Regions from separate parts of the Homo sapiens genome. Here region 2 is linked to region 1. A link is an interaction called in ENCODE POLR2A ChIA-PET data of the cell type or tissue named here. Cell type or tissue: PC-9. All regions are shown on one strand. Each heading gives the region's core, and the rest is flanking DNA. Links, peaks and the distances in the headings are about the cores only.

Region 1 (10,371 bases), core at 840-8,839:
GGGATTATAGGCATGTGCCACCATGTCTGGCTAATTTTTTTATTTTTACTTTTGAAGAGGTAGGGTCTTGTTCTGTTGCTCAGTCTGGTCTTGAATTCCTGGTCTCAAGCAGTCCTTCTTGAGACCTTGGCCTCCCAAAGCGTGGGGATTACAGGCATGAGCCAGGGGTCCTGATCAGTATTCTTTTTTTCAAGAATAAATTTGAATATGCTTCATTGCAAGGTATATTGTTTCCACTGAGCACCTAGGATTTCTCAAGTTCTTTGTATATTATATGAGTCTTTCACAGCAATGTTAAGGGACAGGTGAAATAAACATAAAATAATTCCTGGCCGGGTGCAGTGGCTCATGCCTGTAATCCCAACACTTTGGGAGGCCGAGGCGGGTGGATCATCTGAGGTCAGCAGTTCGAGACCAGCCTGACCAACATGGCGAAACCCCGTCTCTAGTAAAAATACAAAATTAGCCGGGCATGGTGGCACATGCCTGTAATCCCAGCCACTTGGGAGACTGAGGCTGGAGAATTGCTTGAACCCAGGAGGCGGGGGTTGCAGTGAGCTGAGATCGCGCCACTGAACTCCATCCTGGGCAACAAGAGCAAAACTCTGTCTCAAACAAACAAACAAACAAAAAATTCCTCTTTACAGAGGAGGCAATTAAGACCCATTGTCAATCACCTAGTAGGCATCGGGACTGGGGTTTGAAAGCACATGTCTCTAAAGTCCATGCTTTTATTTGTAATGCCAAAAGACTGGAAACAATCTAAACACCCCTTGATGGGAACCAGTTAAATTATAGTAGTCCATACAATGTAATACTCTACAGCCGCAAAGATAGATAAAAATGAGGATACTCTCATATACCGATAAGGAAATGTCACCAAGATAGGGTGTTAAAGCGGGGGAAAAACCCAACAAACGTGTAGAACGTGTACAGACTGGCACTAAATATGTTAAAATGGAGTAAGGAAGGGTATAGATTTGTTTTAGCTTGTATGTGTAGAAAAACAACGTTAGAAGGATAAACAAAAACCTTATAACAGGGTTATCTATTTAGGGTGGGGGAAAGTGGGCATTTGGGGGACAGGGACAGAAGAGATGTACATCTTTTCATTTTTTTTAGTTTTAAACATATAAATAAATTATCTGTTCAAAAAAGCAAATGCATATAAACATTTTTTTAAGCAACATGAAATTAAACAAAACTGCTGTCCCTTCCTTCCACTGTACCATGTGCCTTAGACATCTTTGGAGGGCAGTCTGTCCTCTTTTCCAGTGAGTTGCACAGGGCAGCAGGCCTCAGGACACCCTGGCAGCTCTAAGGATGGCTTCAGCACAGCCTGGGGAAGGAAGCCCTGCCAGCAGGCAGCGCCAGGCCAAGTGTACCCTCTTTCCTTATCCCTGACTTAGAAAAACAAAACCGATAGGCAAATCCACTCATCGGCATTTCTGAATCCAGTTGTTAACCAATCCTCTTCCTGCCCTTTACTCTCCTTTTCTTCCTTTTTCCAGAAAATCCTGGAAAGCTCTGCAGCTACTTTGCAAAGTGCTTTACTAGCTCTGGCTGCCTTGTTGTTTTCCTTTTCTCATTTGGCCTGTGTCATCCTCTCAGGCAAGTACTGCAGTCAGACTTCCTGCCAGCTTGCCTGCTGGGTTCATCTGTCTTTAAAACACAAAACAAAACAAAACAAAAAGCCTGTATTTTCATAGAACCTACAAACCTCAAATTCGAAGTTATTTTGTCCAACTCTCCACCCAGAGCAGAAGATCCTAGTTGTAAAATTTAGCAGAGTAAATCCACTTGGTTTTAAAGCCCAATTCTGTGGTTTCACTTTGCCCATCCAATCAACTCGGAGTAACAGCTCTCATAAAATATTTGCTCTTGTGAAGAATCCCACGGGGCAGGTCTATTTGTGTGTGGAGTCTAGTGGTGCAGTCAGCACCAGTAAATTTCCATTCAGTAATTCAGTGACTGTTAATCGACACCTAATATGTATCCATCACTGTCTGAGGCCCTGTGCTAGGGACAGAAACAAACACCGAGACTCAGCCCCTGCCCTCAAATCTCTAACAGCCATGTTAGGATACCTTCAGGTCATCAAGCCAGGTCATTAGTGCCTGGCCTAATTTGTTTTGTTTTTAAAAAGCCATTTGCAAGGTATCAGTTATATCACTGTGTTGTGGACATTTTCATGGTGAGCTATGTGTCGGAAATATGATTTATGGGAATGGCTTTCTTTTCTCTCTTTTTTAAGGTTTTGGGGAAATAGCTTTTATACTGCAAAGATAATGGCCAAAGCTCAAACTCTAGGTAATGTAATCCATATAAGATTAATTAGCCTTTCAGGGTGTTAATTTTGTCATAACAGTGTCATAGCTTTCAGCTTTCATTAGCTAGAATTCCTTGGCTAATGTGCAGGAAATTTGAGATGTCTGCCAGGTGTGTTCGGTGAAAGATTTTACAAAATCAAATGTGAGTCTAAAAGCAAGTCATTTTGAGAGACACTGAGCTTGGCAGAGATTCAGGTGTCTAGAACCATACCATATACTCCCCAGAGAATGCTGGGCCAGAACATGTCTTCCCTTGAGCGTTGTTCAATTCACTGGGCACACGGAGCAGAGGACTCCGTGGAGGCAGCATGCTCACTCCCCATTACACACGCACAGCATCACCAGGAACCATACCTCGACATTCATTCTTTGCTGGCTTATTCTCAAAGGAAAACCCCAACCAGAAGATAATGAACACCACAGACTGTTGGAAGCAGCAAGAAGCTACCACACATTTGTGGCTCCCACACATCCACCCAAAACACACCAGCAGGAAGAAAGAGCAATATATTACTCAGGTTTCCTGTCAGGACATCCTGGCTTGAAACACAGGTCTGTCACTTAAAAATATTAAGATAACCCGCAGATGGGAAACTGCTTCATTATGTCCTTGGGAATCTCAGAAAACTGTCAGCTTATGAAATAGAGCTCAAAAGCAAGTAGAAAATCACCCATTCCCATTGATGACGGGTAGTTTTTCTTCCAGGCAAAGAGGATCACAGGAACATGGGGGCATGAAATGACTGAAGGAATCTGGGCTGGGGAAGGCCCCATGCAGTTTCTGGGCAGACTGGGTCTTGTCTCAGACCAACAACCTTGGTCCAAATTTGTCATAAGGACATGACAAACTCAGTATACAAGCATTACCGCGTAAGTAGTAGGCCCTATTTTGTTGGTGACTGAAGATTGCCTTTGAATTCCCCAGTGCCCATAGGCCCTGCACGCCTCACCATCTGCCATTGAACAGTGTAAGGTGTAAGCAGATCAGCTCAGCAGAACAGTATAAGGCTACACTTTGAACAGTAGCTGTCTCCTTGGGGGAACCCTACAATGAAGGGGAATCCATTAAAAGGAGGGTATAGGCTAGATGTCTGTTCTCCAGGCTTGTCATGGCAAGCTCAGGATCAGAGAGACCACCCATCCATTCATCAATGCATTCATTCACTCATTCAATAGACATCTATAGAGCACTTTTTTTTTTTAGACGGAGTCTCTCGGTTGCCCAGGCTGGAATGCAGTAGTGCGATCTAGGCTCACTGCAACTTCCGCCTCCTGGGTTCAAGCAATTCATCTGCCTCAGCCTCCTGAGCAGCTGGGACTACAGGCATTAGCCACCACGCCTGGCTAATTTTTAAAATATTTTTAGTAGACATGGGGTTTTACCATGTTGGTCAGCCTCGTCTCGAACTCCTAACCTCAAATGATCTGCCTGCCTCGCCTCCCAAAGTGCTGGGATTACAGAAATGAGCCACCACATCCGGATTTTTTTTTTTTTTTTTTTTTTTTTGAGACAGGGTCTTGCTCTGTCACTCAGGCTGGAGTGCAGTGGTGCAATCACGGCTCACTGCAGTCTCAACCTCCTGGGCTCAAGCAATCCTCCCTCCTCAGCCTCCCAAGTAACTGGTACTACTGGCGTGTGCCACCATGCCCAGTTAATTTTTGTATGTTTTGTACAGACAGGGTCTTATGTTACTCAGGCTAGTCTTGAACTCCTAGGCTCAACCAATCCTCCAGCTTTGGCCTTCCAAAGTGTTGGAATAACAGGTACTGTTATTCCGAGTAACTGGTACTACTGGCGTGCGCCACCATGCCCAGCTAATTTTTGTATTTTTTGTAGAGACAAGGTCTTACTATGTTACCCAGGCTATTCTCGAACTCCTAGGCTCAACCAATCCTCCAGCTTTGGCCTTCCAAAGTGCTGGAATAACAGGTGTGGGCCACTGTGCCTGGCCACTGCAAATTCTTGGGAGCCTGCTGTCTCTCTTAGCCAGGTTACAATGGATACTATCTGTTAACACTAGTATTCCTACTATCCCATATTCAATCTTTACTCCTCAATCACAAACTTTTTTTTTTTTTTTTTTTGAGACAGAGTCTCATGCTGTCCCCCAGGCTGGAGAGCAGTGGCGCAGTCTCGGCTCACTGCAAGCTCCGCCTGCCAGGTTCACACCATCCTCCTGCCTCAGCCTCCCGAGCAGCTGGGACTATAGTTGCCCGCCACCACACCCGGCTAATTTTTTTGTATTTTTAGTAGAGATGGGGTTTCACCACGTTAGCCAGGATGGTCTCAGTCTCCTGACCTCGTGATCCACCCACCTCGGCCTCCCAAAGTGCTGGGATTACAGGCGTGAGCCACCGCATCCTGCCCTCAACCACAAACTTTTATTTCCTTCTGCTATTCTATCCCATGATTCTCATAAACCATCAAAATGTCTTCAGAATGCCAATTTTTTGTGTGTTCCGATTTCATCTCTGGCATGATAAACTTTATAGCTCTGAAACTCTTGGTTCAAAAAATAGTGCCGTGGAGAGCTAGGTGGTCACCCTGAGACCACAACTTGCAGTCCCTCCAGGCTCATGCCTGTATCTGTGAACAGGGAATCTCCTGAGGAAATACACGTGGTCTCCACAGATTCCACAGCCACACCCATCTCATGACCTGGATTCCTCCCCTCCCCCCTGCCCAGCCTCCACCCCCTGGGCAGGAAAAGGAGCCGAGAAAGTGAGTCTTCAGCTCCTTCCTCTTCTGCACTTAGATCTATCACATCTCACCACATCAACACTGTTATTTTCTTAGAACTATATAGTGTTTATATTTGGGGTCTAGGGTAAAATTCCATTTTCATCTATCATTGCAACTGGCTTTTCTGGCTTTCTCTTTTGGAGATCTTGGCTTATTTTTCCCCAGGGAGTGAGTCATATTCACAAACACGCCTTATCTCCTGGGACACAACCTGGTCAGTTAGCTACCCCAACTCACAGAAAATGATCACAAAGATTTTGTGTCCCTTTTACTTTTTTTTTTTTTTTTTTTTTGAGATGGAGTTTCGCTCTTGTTGCCCAGGCTGGAGTGCAATGGCATGATCTCGGCTCACCGCAACCTCCGCCTCCCGGGTTCAAACGATTCGCCTGCCTCAGCCTACTGAGGAGCTGGGATTACAGGCACCCGCCATCACGCCTGGCTAAGTTTTGTATTTTTAGTAGAGACGGGGTTTCACCATGTTGGCCAGACTGGTCTCTAACTCCTGACCTAAGGTGATCCACCCGCCTCAGCCTCCCAAAGTGCTGGAATTACAGGCGCGAGCCATCGCGTCTGGCCCCCTTTTACCTTTATATCACTCACTTCCACAAAATTTATTTAAAATTTAGAGGAAAACCTCTGTACTTCCTCCTGCCTCCCACCCCTTGTTTTTTTTATTAATTTTTTTTTTTGAGACAGACTCTTGCTCTGTCACCAGGCTGGAGTGCGGTGGCACAATATCAATTCACTACAACCTCCGCCACCCGGGTTCAAGCAATTCCCCTGCCTCAGCCTCCCAAGTCGCTGGGATTACAGGCACCCATCACTACCCCCGGCTAATTTTTTGTATTTTAGTAGAGACGGGGTTTCACCATGTTGGCAAAGATGGTCTTGATCTCCTGACCTCGTGATCTGCCAGCCTCAGCCTCCCAAAGTGCTGGGATTACAGGCGTGAGCCACCGTGCCTGGCCCCCTTGTTTTAATTTTCTCCGTAGCACTTGTCACTATCGACATACTAGATAGCTTATTCATTTGTTCATCATTCATTCATTGTTTGTCTCTCTCTCTTTCCTCACTGGAATGTAAACTTTTGGCCAGACATGGTGGCTCACACCTGTAATCCCAGCACTTTTGGAGGCCGAGGCTGGCAGATCACTTAAGGTCAGGAGTTCAAGAACAGCCTCTGGCCAACATGGTGAAACCCCATCTCTACTAAAAATACAAAAAAAATTAGCCAGGCATGGTGGTGCATGCCTGTAGGCTGCAGTGAGCCGAGATTGCGCCACTGCACTCCAGCCTGGGTGACAGAACCAGACTCCATCTCAAAAAAAAAAAAAAAAAAAAAAAGAATGTAAACTTTTTGAGGGCAGGGCTTTTGTTTGTTTTGTATATTGCTGTATTCCCAGGCCCAGCTCAGTGCCTGGCACATAAAAAATACTCAATAAAGGTTGAACAAATAAATTGGTGAATAAATAGTTGATTTTTCCTTCCTTGTCTGAGGCCTACCACTTCCCTCTCCTGCCACAATGTCTTTCCATTGGCTCAGTCCCTAAGAGATCAGATGACTGTATGTTCTGTGTAAGCTGTGGAGGCGAACCACCAAAACAGTGGGTAGTTCCTCTCCATCTCCTGCATCTCCATCTACTGATAGCACAAACATTTTGCAAGTCCTACTCACCTCCTCTGTGGCACCATCCCTTAACCTCCCACAGTGATCTCACCTTCTTCTGAACTCACAGCATCCAGTGCATGTATCATTCATCTACAATTTAGCACTTTCTGCCTTGTGTGGATAATATAATTCTCCTGAATGTGAGCAAAGCTGGCTTCCTGCACCAACCCCTTCCCCTCTTTCCAGCAGCTCCTCACTTCTTACCTCGCGGAATTTAAACAAGGACCCAGATGTGGGACTTACACTTTCAGGCTGGCCCAGTACGAGGGGACTCATCTCTCAAACACCTAGAGAGTTCACATAATGTTGAGGGACATATAAATCAAATGCCAATTTACTCACACTGAGGAATGACAGATATTCAAAATGGACTGCAACGCTTGAACTGGCCTGACTGGCCGATGTCCCCATGGGCTAAGGATTGCTTAGTAAAATGCAGACTTAGAACAAAAGTAACCAACCTAAAGTCAGGTCTCACTTTTTAAGGCAGAAGATCCTCTTTCCTGCAACAGGAGCAGCAGCCTGACCAAGGAACTCACGGAGCTTACCTGGTCTCCCACTAGCCTTGGGTCCTGCCAGGGCTGTACTTGGAAGCACAGGTACTTTCAAGGATGGCCAAACCCCTCCTGTTAAGTTTGCCAAACTGGTTTATAACCCAATTGATTAAACTTCACCTAAATTACAACCACTTTCCAGCCCCTCTCCTATTAGACTATAAGCTCCCGAGGGCCCATGCCTTGCAGGTTTCTTTTTTCTTTTTTTTTTTTGAGATGGAGTTTCGCTCTTGTTGCCCAGGCTGGAGTGCAATGGCACAATCTCGGCTCACCGCAACCTCTGCCTCCCAGGTTCAAGCAATTCTCCTGCCTCAGCCTCCCGAGTAGCTGGGATTACAGGCATGCACCACCATGCCCAGCTAATTTTGTTTTTTTGTTTTTTTGAGACGGAGTCTTGCCCTGTCGCCCAGGCTGTAGTGCAGTGGCGCAGTCTCGGCTCACTGCAACCTCCGCCTCCCAGGTTCAAGTGATTCTCCTGCCCCAGCCTCCCGAGTAGCTGGGATTACAGCCGTGTGCCTCCATGCCCAGCTCATTTTTGCATTTTTAGTAGAGACGGGGTTTCACCATGTCGGTCAGGCTGGTCTAGAACTCCTGACCTCATGATCTGCCCGCCTCGGCCTCCCAAAGTGCTGGGATTACAGGCGTGAGCCACCGCGCCCAGCCTTAATTTTGTATTTTTAGTAGAGATGGGGTTTCTCCATGTTGAGGCTGGTCTCGTACTCCTGACCTCAGGTGGTCCACCCGCCTCGGCCCCCCAAAGTGCTGGGATTACAGGCGTGAGCCACCCCGCCCGGCCAGCAGGTTTCAATAAGTATGTTGTGACAGAAAGGGCCGCTTTGTCAGCAAAGAAAGAAATAGAAAAACTCACTCCGCCCACAGTTTTTTTTAAGAGACAGGGTCTCTCTCCGACGCCCAGGCTGGAGTGTGATCACAGCTCACTGCAGCCTTAATCTCCAGGGCTCAAGCTTTCGTCCTACCCTCAGCCTCCCAGATAGCTAGGACTACAAGCGTGCATCACAACGCTGACTAGTGGTTTTTTTTTTTTTCTTTTTTTAATAGAGATGGGGTTTCACCATGTTGCCCAGGCTGGTCTGGAACTCCTGGGTTCAAGGGATCCTCCCACCTCAGCCTCCCAAATTGCTGGGATTACAGGCATGAGCCACCTCCCCTGGCCTCACTCCCTGTTTAAAGTGTCCCTGGGCCAGGTGCTGTGGCTCATGCCTGTAATCCTAGTGCTTTGGGAGGCTGAGGCGAGAGGATCACTCAAGGCCAAGAATTCCAGACCAGGCTGGGTAGCGTATCGAGACCCCATCTCTACAGAAAATTTTAAAAATTAGCCGGGCGCCGTGGCATGTGCTTGTTGTGGTCCTAGCTACTCAGGACGCTGAGGTGGGATGGTGGCTTGACCCCAGGAGTTTGAGGTTAACTGAGCTATAATTGTGCGACTGCACTTAGCCTGGGCAACAGAGAGGGTCCTTGATCTAAAACAAAACAAAACAAAACAAAAAACAAACAAACAAACAAAACGTGTCCCTGGGTCAATCAGGCTCAACCACTCGTTTTTGTTTTTTTTTTTCTGAGATGGAGTCCTGCTCTGTTGCTCAGGCTGGAGTGCAGTGGTGCGATCTTGGCTCACTGCAACCCCCGCCTTCCGGTTCGAGCAATCCTCCATCCTCCCACCTCAGCCTCCGGAGTAGTTGGGATTACAAGTGTGTGCCACCACACCCAGCTAATGTTTTTATTCTTAGTAAAGACAGGGTTTCACCATGTTGGCCACGCTGGTCTCAAACTTCTGACCTCAAGTGATTTGCCCACTTCAACCTACATCCACTCCTTGATCTGAAACACTGAAGCTACCTGCCTTGTTCAAAGCCAAAAAGCGTCTACCTACAAAGCCCTGGGGATTTTTTGTTTGTTTTATTTGAGACGGAGTCTCACTCGCCCAAGATGGAGGGCAATGGCGTGGTCTTGGCTCCTGACCTTGTGATCTGCCCGCCTGTTTTGAAGGACAAATGCCTGCACCCTTATTTGTTTGCTTTCTCCTGGGAATTTCTCTATCCAATCCTGCAGGCAAGTTGTTTTTTTTTTTTTGGAGACAGAGTCTCGCTCTGTTGCCAGGCTGCAGTGCAGTGGCGCAATCTCGGCTCACTGTAATCTCCGCCTCCCTGGTTCAAGCGATTCTCCTGCCTCAGCCTCCTGAATAGCTGGGACTACAGGCACGCGCCACCACGTCCAGCTGATTTTTGTATTTTCAGTAGAGACGGGGTTTCATTATGTTTGCCAGGATGGTCTCGATCTTGACCTCGTGATCCGTCTGCCTCGGCCTCCCAAAGTGCTGGGATTACAGGCATGAGACACCGTGCCCAGCGACAAGATAATTTTAAAAGGAGAGGGAACGTCTGCTTTTGTTGCCTTTCTCGTCTTTTGTGGTTCCACATACAACACAGCAGTGTCTATGGGCTGTCAATCGCAACATAATGCAAACAACACAATTGTCTCTGGGGTCCACTGAATCCAAATCACACACGCACCACACTTCTGCCTTTTGCACTGCTGACTGCCAAGTGAACAATGTTTTGTAGAAGCAGCAAGTGTGAGGAGAGGTGACTTCTGCCAGATGGTGCTAAAAAAGACCCAAGTCTGATACACAGGAGTCCTTCCATTAACCCATCCATGACCAAAGCAAAGTGTGTGTGGGGTGAGGGGTAGAAGGAATTGCCCTGTCTTTGCCCTCTGGGGCTTCTTCTGCCTCGAACACTATCCATCTGCCACCTAACCTGGTTTTGCCTTGATATAAATGGTAGCGGTGGCCAAGAGAATGGGGTGACAGAGGGGGGGAAACCCACGGTGTTACATGCTTTCACCCATACCCTCCAGGATGGCCCTGAGCGTCTCACACCCTAGGGGCCTGACCAGGTACTGACACTTTCTTGCCAAAGCCCTACAACCATCACCTCCCTACTGTGAAATGTGAGGTAAGTTGCTTAAACCGGCGGAACCAGTTTCCTCAACTACATAGAGGGATGATGATTCCCCCTAGCTCACAGGACCGCTGTGGGAATCAAATGAGATCAC
Region 2 (10,371 bases), core at 1,621-9,620, 260 kb before region 1:
CATTCTTACAGAGGGGGTCATCCACCCATTGTTGAAACTCTAACTGACCCCCATCTTACATGAAAGGTAATATGTAGGAATGTCCATTTCAAGGCAGGTATATAATGAGAAAGTCCAAATCTGCCTCCATCAGAACTCTCTGTTGGTCCTTCTTGTAACCTCTGCAGCTGAACAGACAATGACTATCTTTATCTTCTACCTGAAACTTCATGAAAAATACTGTCATGGCTCAAACCCAGCCAGAGACCTAAAAAAGCACCAGGCCAAGATAATAGTTGTATTCCCATGTTCCTTCAGCAAACATTTGTGTCCCCACCATGTGCTTGGTTCTCAGCTAGAAGTAGAAGAAATAAAGACAGGCTTGTGTTAATATAGCCTAGTGTAAGTAGCATGATAGAATTAGCTCAGAGTGTGCAACCTTGAGGGAGAAGACTCTGACCTGTAACTGAGCAGCTGCCGTGGTTGGGGGTGGTTATTGGAGGAGGAGGAGAAAGAAAGACAGCTCAGGGAAAACATCCTCTCCTGGAAAAGTGTTAAAGTGAATGCATACCTGAACCAAGCCTCAAATGGTGAGTAAGATTTCCGGAAGCAAGGGAATACATGGGTCATATTCAAGGAACTGAAAGATGGTTGGAAGAGTTCAGTATAACTAGAGCCAGGGCATGAGGGCTGTGGATGGAGTTTGGGAGATTTACTTTGGGAGTTGTCTCCGTGTTTTATATAGGTTATAGATGTTGTCGAAAAAATAGAAAATATGAGTCAGCTGAAACAACAATCATACATGTACCACTCAGATACATTGCTGAGTTTTTCCTTCACCTGTATCATTTTTGCAAAATTGGATCACAGTAGGTTAGCTATTTTGTAACCTGCTTTTTTTTTTAATGGTGAAAAACATATATATTTAGAATTTGCCAGCTGGATTCAACTTAGATGATCCCAATTTTTTGGCAGCCTCTAAAAGCAGCATGCTCAGGAGCCAGCTGAACATGGGCTTTCTTCTCTCCATCAGCCCTGATCACGGTGTTGATCTTGGCCACATTGGTGTCATAGAGCTCCTCCACAGCCTGTTTGATCTTATGCTTTTTGACCTCGACATCCACAATGAACACAAGTGCATTGTTGTCCTCTGTCTTCTTCATGGCCAAGTCAGTGGCCTGGGAGAACTTGTTGGTCGCATAGTGGTCAGGCCTGGGGGAGAGGCAAAATGGGGTCACCTGGCCTGGGCCCAGTAGAAGAAAGGCTTGGTCCTCTTTCAGAGCCCAAGGCCAGGTGAGCCTAGGTGCATCAGACAGTGAGGTAGTAATTGTAACCTTTTTTTTTTTTTTTCACTTTGTTGTACATAGCTTTTTTTGGTCAATAAATATATATTCACAGCATCATTTTTATGAACGGCATAATATTAGTTGTTTTGGCTATACCGTAACTTAGATAATTCCTCTTTATTGGATAAAGTTGTTTCTCATTTTTTTTCATTACTATAGGAAATATACATATATCTTTGTCCATTTTTATGATATTTTTAAAGCATAAATTCCAAGAAGTAGAATTCTTGTTGCATGGTGCATACAATTTTCTAATGGCCAAATTGCCCTCCAAAGCTACTGTCCAATTTATACTTCCCCCTGGCAGCAGTACAGGAGAGTATACCCAATATTGTATCTTATTCTTTTTCATCTCTATCCCAGCGTAGTAAATGTGAAAACAAATATTTGTTTTAATTTTCATTTCTTTTTGTTTGTTTGTTTTGAGACAGAGTCTTGCTCTGTCGCCCAGGCTGGAGTGCACTAATTTTTAGTAGAGACAGGATTTCACCATGTTAGCCAGGCTGGTCTTGAACTTCTGGCCTCAAGTAATCCACCTGCCTTGGCCTCCCAAAGTGCTGGGATTACAGGTGTGAGCCACCGCGCCTGGCCCTTAATTTTCAATTTTCATTTCTTTGGTTACTGTATTGTTGGGTTTTTTTATGCTTATTGAACGTATCATCTCATGTAAACTGACAGCTTATATTGTTCCTGTTTAATTTTTTATTAAAATTTCATTTTTTTCTTGCTAATTTTTAACAGCTTTTATATATTAAAAATACATTTGTGATACTCTATAGTTTTTACTTTTTTTTTTTTTTCCGAGACAGGTTGTCACTCTGTCACTCAGGCTGGAGTGCAATGGTACAATCTTGGCTCACTGCAGCTTCCACCTCCTGGGCCCAACCTTTCCACGCACCTCAGCCTCACAAGTAGCTGAGACTACAGGCTCGCACCACCATGCCCAGCTAACTTTTTTGTATTTTTTTATAGAGACGAGGTTTTGCCACGTTGCCTGGGCTTGTCTGGAATTCCTAGGCTCAAGTGATCCACCTGCCTCCGCCTCCCAAAGTGCTGGGATTACAGGCATGAGCCACCAGGCCCAAACAGTTTTTACATTTTTGTCATTTGTCTTTTCAACCTTCAAAACAATCTATCTTTTTCTTTTATGATTTCTTTTTTTTGGTGTTATCCTTAGGCCTCCATCTTACTAGGATTATATAAATAGTCATCTATATATTCTTCTGTTCTTTTTATGGCTTAATTTTTTACTTTGGAGTATTTGACGATATATCTGAAATGTACTGGATGTATCAATGTATTTGAAATGCCTTATTGTACATGAAATACTTATAAACTTGCTTTCATTTCTGGACTTTTTGTTTTATTGATTTCTTTGTTATGAAGACAAGGCATTGTTTTAATTAGGCTAACTTTAAAATGCATTTTAATATTTAGTTACGCAAAACCACCTTCATTTTTCTTTTTTTCAAAAATCTCTCAGTTCTTTGTGCATGATTATTCTCCTGTATGGGATGTAGGATCATTTTATCAAGTTTCCTTGCAAAAATTCCTATGGGGATTTTAATTTATATGATTAAATATGTAGAGTAGTTTGTGGACCATTGATGTCTTCCTTTCTGGAATATGGTATTTTCTACATTTACGTAGGTCTTCCCTTATGTCTGTCTCTAAAATTTGTAGTTTTTCCCATATTGTTCCTGTGTATTTCCTGGAAGTATAACACTTAGTATTTTACATTTCTTTTTTTTTTTTTGAAACGGAGTCTTGTTCTGTCGCCAGGCTGGAATGCAGTGGCGTGATCTCAGCTCACTGCAACCTCCACCTCCCGGGTTCAAGCGATTCCCCTGCCTCAGCCTCCCAAGTAGCTGGGATTATAGGCACATGCCACCACGCCCAGCTTTTTTGTATTTTAGTAGAGACAGGGTTTCACTCTGTTGGCCAAGATGGTCTCGATCTCCTGACCTCGTGATCCGCCCACCTCAGGCTCCCAAAGTGCTGGGGTTACAGGTGTAAGCCACCGCACCCAGCCAGTATTTTACATTTCAGTTGCTAATATGAAATGAATCATTTGTTCTAATAGTTTTTGATAATGTAAGAAAGTTAGTGATTTTTGTATATTTATTTTGTAACTGTCCATCTTATAAGACCATGCTAAATGGATTTTCACTATAGAAGGTTCCGTCAGACAGCAATGTGTAGGAAGGATTAAAGATATGATAATGGCAATAAAACAATTTATGATTATATAGCTATAATTCAGATTAAAAGTGATAAGAACCTTAAAGAATGTAGCAATGAAGAGGAAAATATTGATGGGTTCTGGAAATAAAGTGGTGCAATTGAGAATTTGATTCTTAATTGTGTGTGTGCATGAGGAAATGTCAGATGGTTTTCTGATTTGAGCAATTTAATTTACAGTAGTGGTTTTACCTGAGATTTGAATTATAGGAAGGAAAATGAACATGACATAGTGTTGGTGATGGTGAAGAGATGATGAATTCTGTTTAGGGCATGTTTAATTTGAGAGCATCAAGGTGAAAATTTGATAGGCTGGTGAATAATGGATTTGGAGTTTACAAGTAATGCCTGAACTAGAAATAATAATTGGATGAGATAATGTACAGGAAATGTGTAGAGAATATGACAGGATAGAACCCTAGGGACCACTGGTATTTAAGAGATGGACAAAAAAGGTAACCTGGTGAGACATTGAAAAGCTGGGATGGAGAATCAAAGCCAAATTGCAGGCTTGGCGTGGTAGCTCATGCCTGTAATCCCAGCACTTTGGGAGACCAAGGCCAGAGGATTGCTTGAGACCAGGAGTTCAAGACCAGCCCTGGCAACTTAGCAAAACCCTATCTATACAAAAAATTGAAAAATTAGCCGGGCGTGGTGGCATGTGCCTGTGGTACCACCTACTTGGAAGCTGAGGCAGGAAGATCACTTGAGCCTGGGAGGCTGAGGCTGCAATGAGCCATGATCATGCCACCGCACTCCAGCCTGGGTGACAGAGTCAGACCCTGTCTCAAAACAAAAACAGACAGACAAAAAACACTACCAACAACAACAAATACCCAGAAATTTATTTAATTGTCTGGAAGTAGAAATGGGGACCTAGGAAGTTGCTGCTGCTCTGCTGCTGCTATATGTGGGCTCCACAGATTCCATCCACAATGGAATAAGGAAAATAGAACTTTGCTATAAAGGTACTTCAATGCAAATGTAGATGCAGATTGAACCTTTAGGTGAAACAACAGATTTGATGAAGCTCGGATCGACCTATCCTGTTTGGGAATGGAGAGTGGGGATTAATACAATTTAATATTCAAAAATTGGTGTATCCATTCAGCCAAGTGATATCCACGTGCCTTCCTTCTTTCTCCAGAGTTGGCCCTTTGACCTACCCTTCCCTGCCTCAATCTTAACTGTATTCAAATACTAGAAGGCTAATCTTCCTCAGAGCCTTTTAGTTATGGAACAGAATCTTGATTTTTATCATCAGATATACATATCATCAAAACATTTGTCCTCAACAAATTTGGTAAATGTGCCTTCACCCAGATTATTGATATAAATTTTGACTAGTTCAGGATGTCTCAAGCATCTGAAGACCAACCATGCTTTGGCATAATTCCTCTCTGGTGACACTTGTTAGCACAGTCTAGGTGATGGCCTCCCCTGATTTTGTTCACTGATGTCTTTTTATAATACCACTTTCCCTCGTACAGAGAGAGAGATTGTGTGTTTGTGTGTGTGTGTGTGTGTGTGTGTGTGAGACATTTGTACTCTCTACCTTCTTTATTCAAATTTATCTTCTTGTTCCCTCAACACAGAAGCTGTGTCTAGTGAGTCTGCTTCAGTCACACAGATATTCTAGTTTTAGTTCCTCTTCATGCAGGAATACATGTCTCAGTAAAAAATTAAAACTTTGGATTTAAACAGTGTTTAATAGTATCTTATCCAAAATAAATAAAGTGTAACTAATGCATACTATTGCAGAGAGCATATCCCAGGCATTTAAAACGTAGGAATTCTCATTTTAGTGTTTCTTCTTTTACTCTGAGGATTGATTCTATTTACCAAATGCTTCTAGTAAAGGATATATGAGGTTCCAAACAGAGATCTGTAGCATCAGGGATGTTATATTTGTGTAGTGTCAGCTCCTGTCTCTGGGAGTTCTGAGCATTCTTGTGTGTGTTGATGTAACTGAACCTGAAATTGCTTTTCCATGATAATGTATTTTATGTTTCAGGAGACAAATTACATGTTTGTCATAGGGACAGTGGGAAATGTCAATAGTAGGAACCCTGCTTTTTGATGATGATAATGACTCCCGACCTTCATCTGGGTGATTTGCTGTACCCAACGGCCATCAGTAATTGAAGCCAAGTAGCCAGGCACAGTGGCACCTGCCTGTAGTCCCAGCTACTCAGGAGGCTGAGGCGGGAGGATGAGGCAGGAAGATCTCTTGAGCCCAGGAGTTCAAGGCCAGCTTGGGCAATATAGAAAGACCCTATCTCATTTTTAAAAATAATTAATTAATTTTGTAAAAGGAAATAAATTTTTTTAAAAATTGAAGCCCAGTGAGAAGTTTATGTATTTCTAGACATTGTATCTGTTGACAAAATATGTAAGTATTTGATAGAAATTTTTGCAATAATGAAAATAACTACCATTATTGAGTACTTAATAGATAGCTGGCTTTGCAAAACCCCCTGTGTATTATCTCTTGTAATCCTCCTTTAAGTCAGGTACTCTTACTGTCCCCATCTTACAGTGAGGAAGCTGCATTTGACAAGGTCACACAGCTAATGGGTGGGAGTTTGGAGAGTGGAGTTGTGGATCTCAGACTCAGGACACTATCTCCTTTGGTTCACTCAGTTCAACAGTTTGGTTTTTTGTTTTTATTTTATCTAATTGTCATTGAATCTACAAATCTGTCTTATAGGAACAAGTGGTGATGAACTTGGACAGCAGGCTTCTGATCTTCCCTTTATATATCTGCTGTAACTTCTTGTATATATCACCAGAAAAAAAGAATTGAAAATAATCGTCACCCAGAAAATCCAGAAAACTGAAGATTTCATCAGTTGGAAACAGTAGCACTTTGAAAACTTTTTAGGCCAGCTTTAATTTAATGGCCCTACTGATATTCACATCGAAGGTGACTAACAATGACAAAGGCCTTATGAACTGTACAGACAATACAGAAGATTATTCTTATCCTCATTGCATTTCTATGCATATGCGTAAGAACATTTTAAAGCCAAGAAAATATCTGTCAAACCATTTCTGTTAGAACGATGTCAATTCATGCTTTTAATTTAGCATCAATAGAAAATTGCTGTAGGTAAATCTCACATTTATCTGCAACAAAATATAGATTTAATTTTTAGCTTAAACTTTGTTTCTACCTTATGTTAGTGGACCTCAGTTATCCATCTGTAAATTTCTTTTTATTTGGCTAAAATAATCTAAAAGAATAATTTGGTTGGCCAATTAGAAATGCCTTTTTCAGTTGGTGTATTGAAAGCTTTCCTTTAACATTTTCACCTGCTCATTGTGATTCCTCCTTTTAGTCTAATATCTTTCCAGGTCATACTTGTTTTTAATCATTAAATATTTTCTTCCTGGTTTTGGAGACTAAGCTGATAAACTTTTTTTAAAACTTAAGCATTGTCATTGCTATTTTTTTTAATTTGACTTTCCTAGGAGTTTAAGAACAGTGAAAGTTAGCTTTGCACCTTCAAATGATCTTGAATGAGGGAAAAATCAGTTTGATTCCAAGGATATTTCTTGCCTTACATGGTCTTTTCTTTGACAGTCTGTACACCTTTATTATTAGGTTTTGAATTATTTATGTACCAGATATTATAGTTTTAAACATTTTAATATTCTCTGATCTTTAGAATTATTTATGTTCAAATTTTAGTTGGGAACTTTGTTTCCTACTTAAGCTCAGGACTTTTTACCCTCTGAATTGAGTGCCTTTGAGTGACACATGCTAATAGAAATTTCATAGTAAATGTAAATAAGGTCAGAGGATGTAATATGGAGCCTGATGATGAAGCATTAATGTAAAAATGGAACTTATTTTTGTCAAAAATGAGATGTACACTTGTCATGATTTATGTATGTTGACCTTTTGTGTTTATTACTGTTTTGAAAATAGCCATGTTCATTTTCTTTCCAGTTAGAGTAAGTACTTCTGTGGTTAATGTATATTTTTATTATGGTTTTTAAAATGGGAATCATTTTTATGTATCTGTGCAAATAATAAATGCCCATTTGGAAAAAGAGTAAGCTCTTACATAAAATGGACCAAAAAATCCCCCTTAATTGAAACCAAAATTTTTTCTTTCTAGTTAGGTTTTTTTCCCAACTCCTTTTAACTTTTGGAATTTATTAATAATTTTTTTCTTTTTTAATGATATGCCCATAGGTTCATAAATTGCTTTTGTTCTTTTAAAATTCATCCATTTGGTTTAACTTAAAGGAACCTTTTAAATGCCTCACCCTTGACCCTCAGAGCTGGAATTTAAATGTTTCTAATACAGTGATTTGGCTGTTATCAAGAGGTTACATTTCAGCTGGGTGTCAGCCAGGTGTGGTGGCTCACACTTGTAAGCCCAGCACTTTGGGAGGCCGAGGCAGGCAGATCATCTGAGGTCAGGAGTTTAAGATCAGCCATGACCAACATGGTGAAACCCCATCTCTATTAAATACACAAAATAAAAATTAGCCAGGCATGGTGGCACACGCCTGTCATCTCAGCTACTCAGGAGGCTGAGGCAGGAGAATCACTTGAACCCAGGAGGCAGAGGTTGCAGTGAGTGGAGATTGCGCCATTGCACTCCAACCTAGGCGACAGAGTGAGACTCCGTCTCAAAAAAAAAAAAAAAAAAAAAGAGGCTACTGTACTTATTTTTATATTTGACTACATTAGGTCTTTTTCACGGGAAGCTGTTGTTTTCTTTCCGTCTCATTACTGTATAAGAGTTTCCTTACCCTTTATGTATTGAAAAATATATAAATTCCAAACTTAAATTATTTGGATAATTAAGTTTTTGCAGATCTTGGAAGTAAAGATAATGTTTTGATCATATTAATGAATAAAGTTAACTGTTTCATTTCACTTACATAAGTTAACTGGCCAAATTGGATTTATATGTGGTTTCATCCATTGGTTCTGTCCTGGCCAAGTTGCTTATGTCATCCATAGACAGGATAATTCTTTCTTCAATCACAAGTAGGTTAATGTTCTTATTTGAGAAGTTGATAATTGTCAGGTAGTAATTCACACTGGTAGTAAAGATGTGCTTTTGTTTTCTTACCAAATATTTTTATGTGTTTCCAGAGTTCTTTTCAATAGAAATATTTTCAATAAAGTGTTAATAGTGTAAGATAAAGTATTGTATAAACCATGGTTTGTGAAAGCTTTGTGTTTTGTCAGCTTTTGTCTTACAGCCTCTACTATTTTTTTATGCTAGAGCTAGAAAACAATATTTAATTTTAAGAATGATTTGTGTTTGTCTATTAGTAAGGAAGAGGTCTTTAAGAGAATATGTCCTAGAGTTTCACACTAAGTTATTAAGAAGGGATATAAATACCTTTCCTTTAAAAAAAAATGGTTTGGCATGGAAACTTAGCAAGATAGGCAAAACCATGTGGAGAACAGTGGTAGTCACTGTTTTGTTTTGTTATGTTTTGTTTTTAAGGCGGAGTCTCGCTGTGTCGCCAGGCTGGAGTGCAGTGGCGCGATCTCAGCTCACTGCAACCTCTGCCTCCTGGGTTCAAGCAATTCTCCTGCCTCAGCCTCCTGAGTAGCTGGGACCACAGGTGCACACCACCACGCCCAGCTTATTTTTGTATTTTTAGTAGAGACGGGGTTTCACCATATTGGCCAGGAAGGTCTCGATCTCTTGACCACCATGTTGGCCAGGAAGGTCTCCATCTCTTGACCTCGTGATCCGCCCGCCTTGGCCTCCCAAAGTACTGGGATCACAGGCATGAGCCACTGCCCGGCCTGTTTTGTTTTGTTTTGTTTTTTTTATGAAGTGTTTCACAGCTAACATTTTATCTAATTTCAAGTCTTTCAATAGGATTACCATCATATGTGAGCAATTTTCAACATCAAATGCAAAAATAGGGTTACTGGAGGCTGGGCACAGTGGCTCACACCTGTAATCCCAGCACTTTGGGAGGCCGAGATGGGCAGATCACCTGCGGTCAGGAGTTCGAGACCAGCCTTACTAACATGGTGAAACCCCGTCTCTACTAAAAATACAAAAATTAGCTGGGCGTAGTGGCGGGCACCTGTAATCCCAGCTACTCGGGAGGCTGAAGCAGGAGAATCGCTTGAATCTGGGAGGCAGAGGTTGCAGTGAGCCGAGATCGCACCATTGCACTCCAGCCTGGGTGACAGAGTAAGACTCCATCTCAAAAAATACATTAAAAAAATAGGGTTACTGAAGATCATTGTGGCCACTTAAGTGTAAGTTAATTAAAATTTAAAGAAATTTAAAATGTACTCCCTCAGTCACACTAGCCACACTGTAAGTGCTCAGTAACTCATGTACCTGGTGGCTACCATATTGGACAGTACAGCTATAGAATATTTCTATTTCAGAAAGTTCTGATAGCTGATGTAGAATATTGGACTGGTAATGGTTATACTGTTTAAGATGAACCTGTGTAAAGAATAGAAAATAATAGAGCCAGGGGTACAAATGATAAGCATAGATGACTTGTCAATCTCCTGAAATATGTTCAACCAATATGGACCCAATCATGTTATTGGATTAAAATAATTTTTTAAAAAGGGCATGATACAAACTCTCCTCAACCAGAGAGTTTTAATTCTTCCCAAGGTCTAAGGTACACGGGTACAAAGAGCAAAAATCCTCAAAGGGCATCAATCATTATTTACTAGTGGTCAGACTGTATCTAATTATGGAGCAGAATTATTCAACAGCGTGCATTCATTTGTAAAGTATAAAAAGCTGGGCATGGTGGCTCATGCCTGTAATCTCAGCACTTTGGG

What was found. Peaks named below come from ENCODE experiments on the same cell type or tissue, not always from the same donor. Only the 100,000 strongest peaks of a DNase experiment are listed, where the experiment ranks them.
Region 2: POLR2A ChIA-PET joins it to region 1 with 13 read pairs; 5 of 35 experiments call an interaction of 5 or more read pairs at or near these places.

The regions. Positions count from the first base shown.
Region 1 is chr2:70,131,039-70,141,409 of GRCh38, forward strand. No RefSeq gene overlaps it. Among named protein-coding and RNA genes, the nearest start is that of LINC01816, 11 kb to the left of the region's middle. RefSeq lists enhancers at 2,497-2,806, 4,710-4,769, 4,830-4,879, 7,233-7,774, 7,775-8,316 and 1 more and silencers at 8,059-8,353, 10,119-10,371. In PC-9, for the core only: no CTCF peak of the experiment used is centred there; DNase peaks (open chromatin) are centred at 1,903, 5,183, 6,173 and 6,723; H3K4me3 peaks cover 3,039 bases; H3K27ac peaks cover 6,641 bases.
Region 2 is chr2:69,872,633-69,883,003 of GRCh38, forward strand. GMCL1 (germ cell-less 1, spermatogenesis associated) reads left to right here. Exons shown (of 14, transcript NM_178439.5): 14 at 6,277-8,752. The coding sequence ends at 6,372. It also overlaps the pseudogene RPL23AP92. Among named protein-coding and RNA genes, the nearest start is that of SNRNP27, 16 kb to the right of the region's middle. In PC-9, for the core only: no CTCF peak of the experiment used is centred there; no DNase peak of the experiment used is centred there.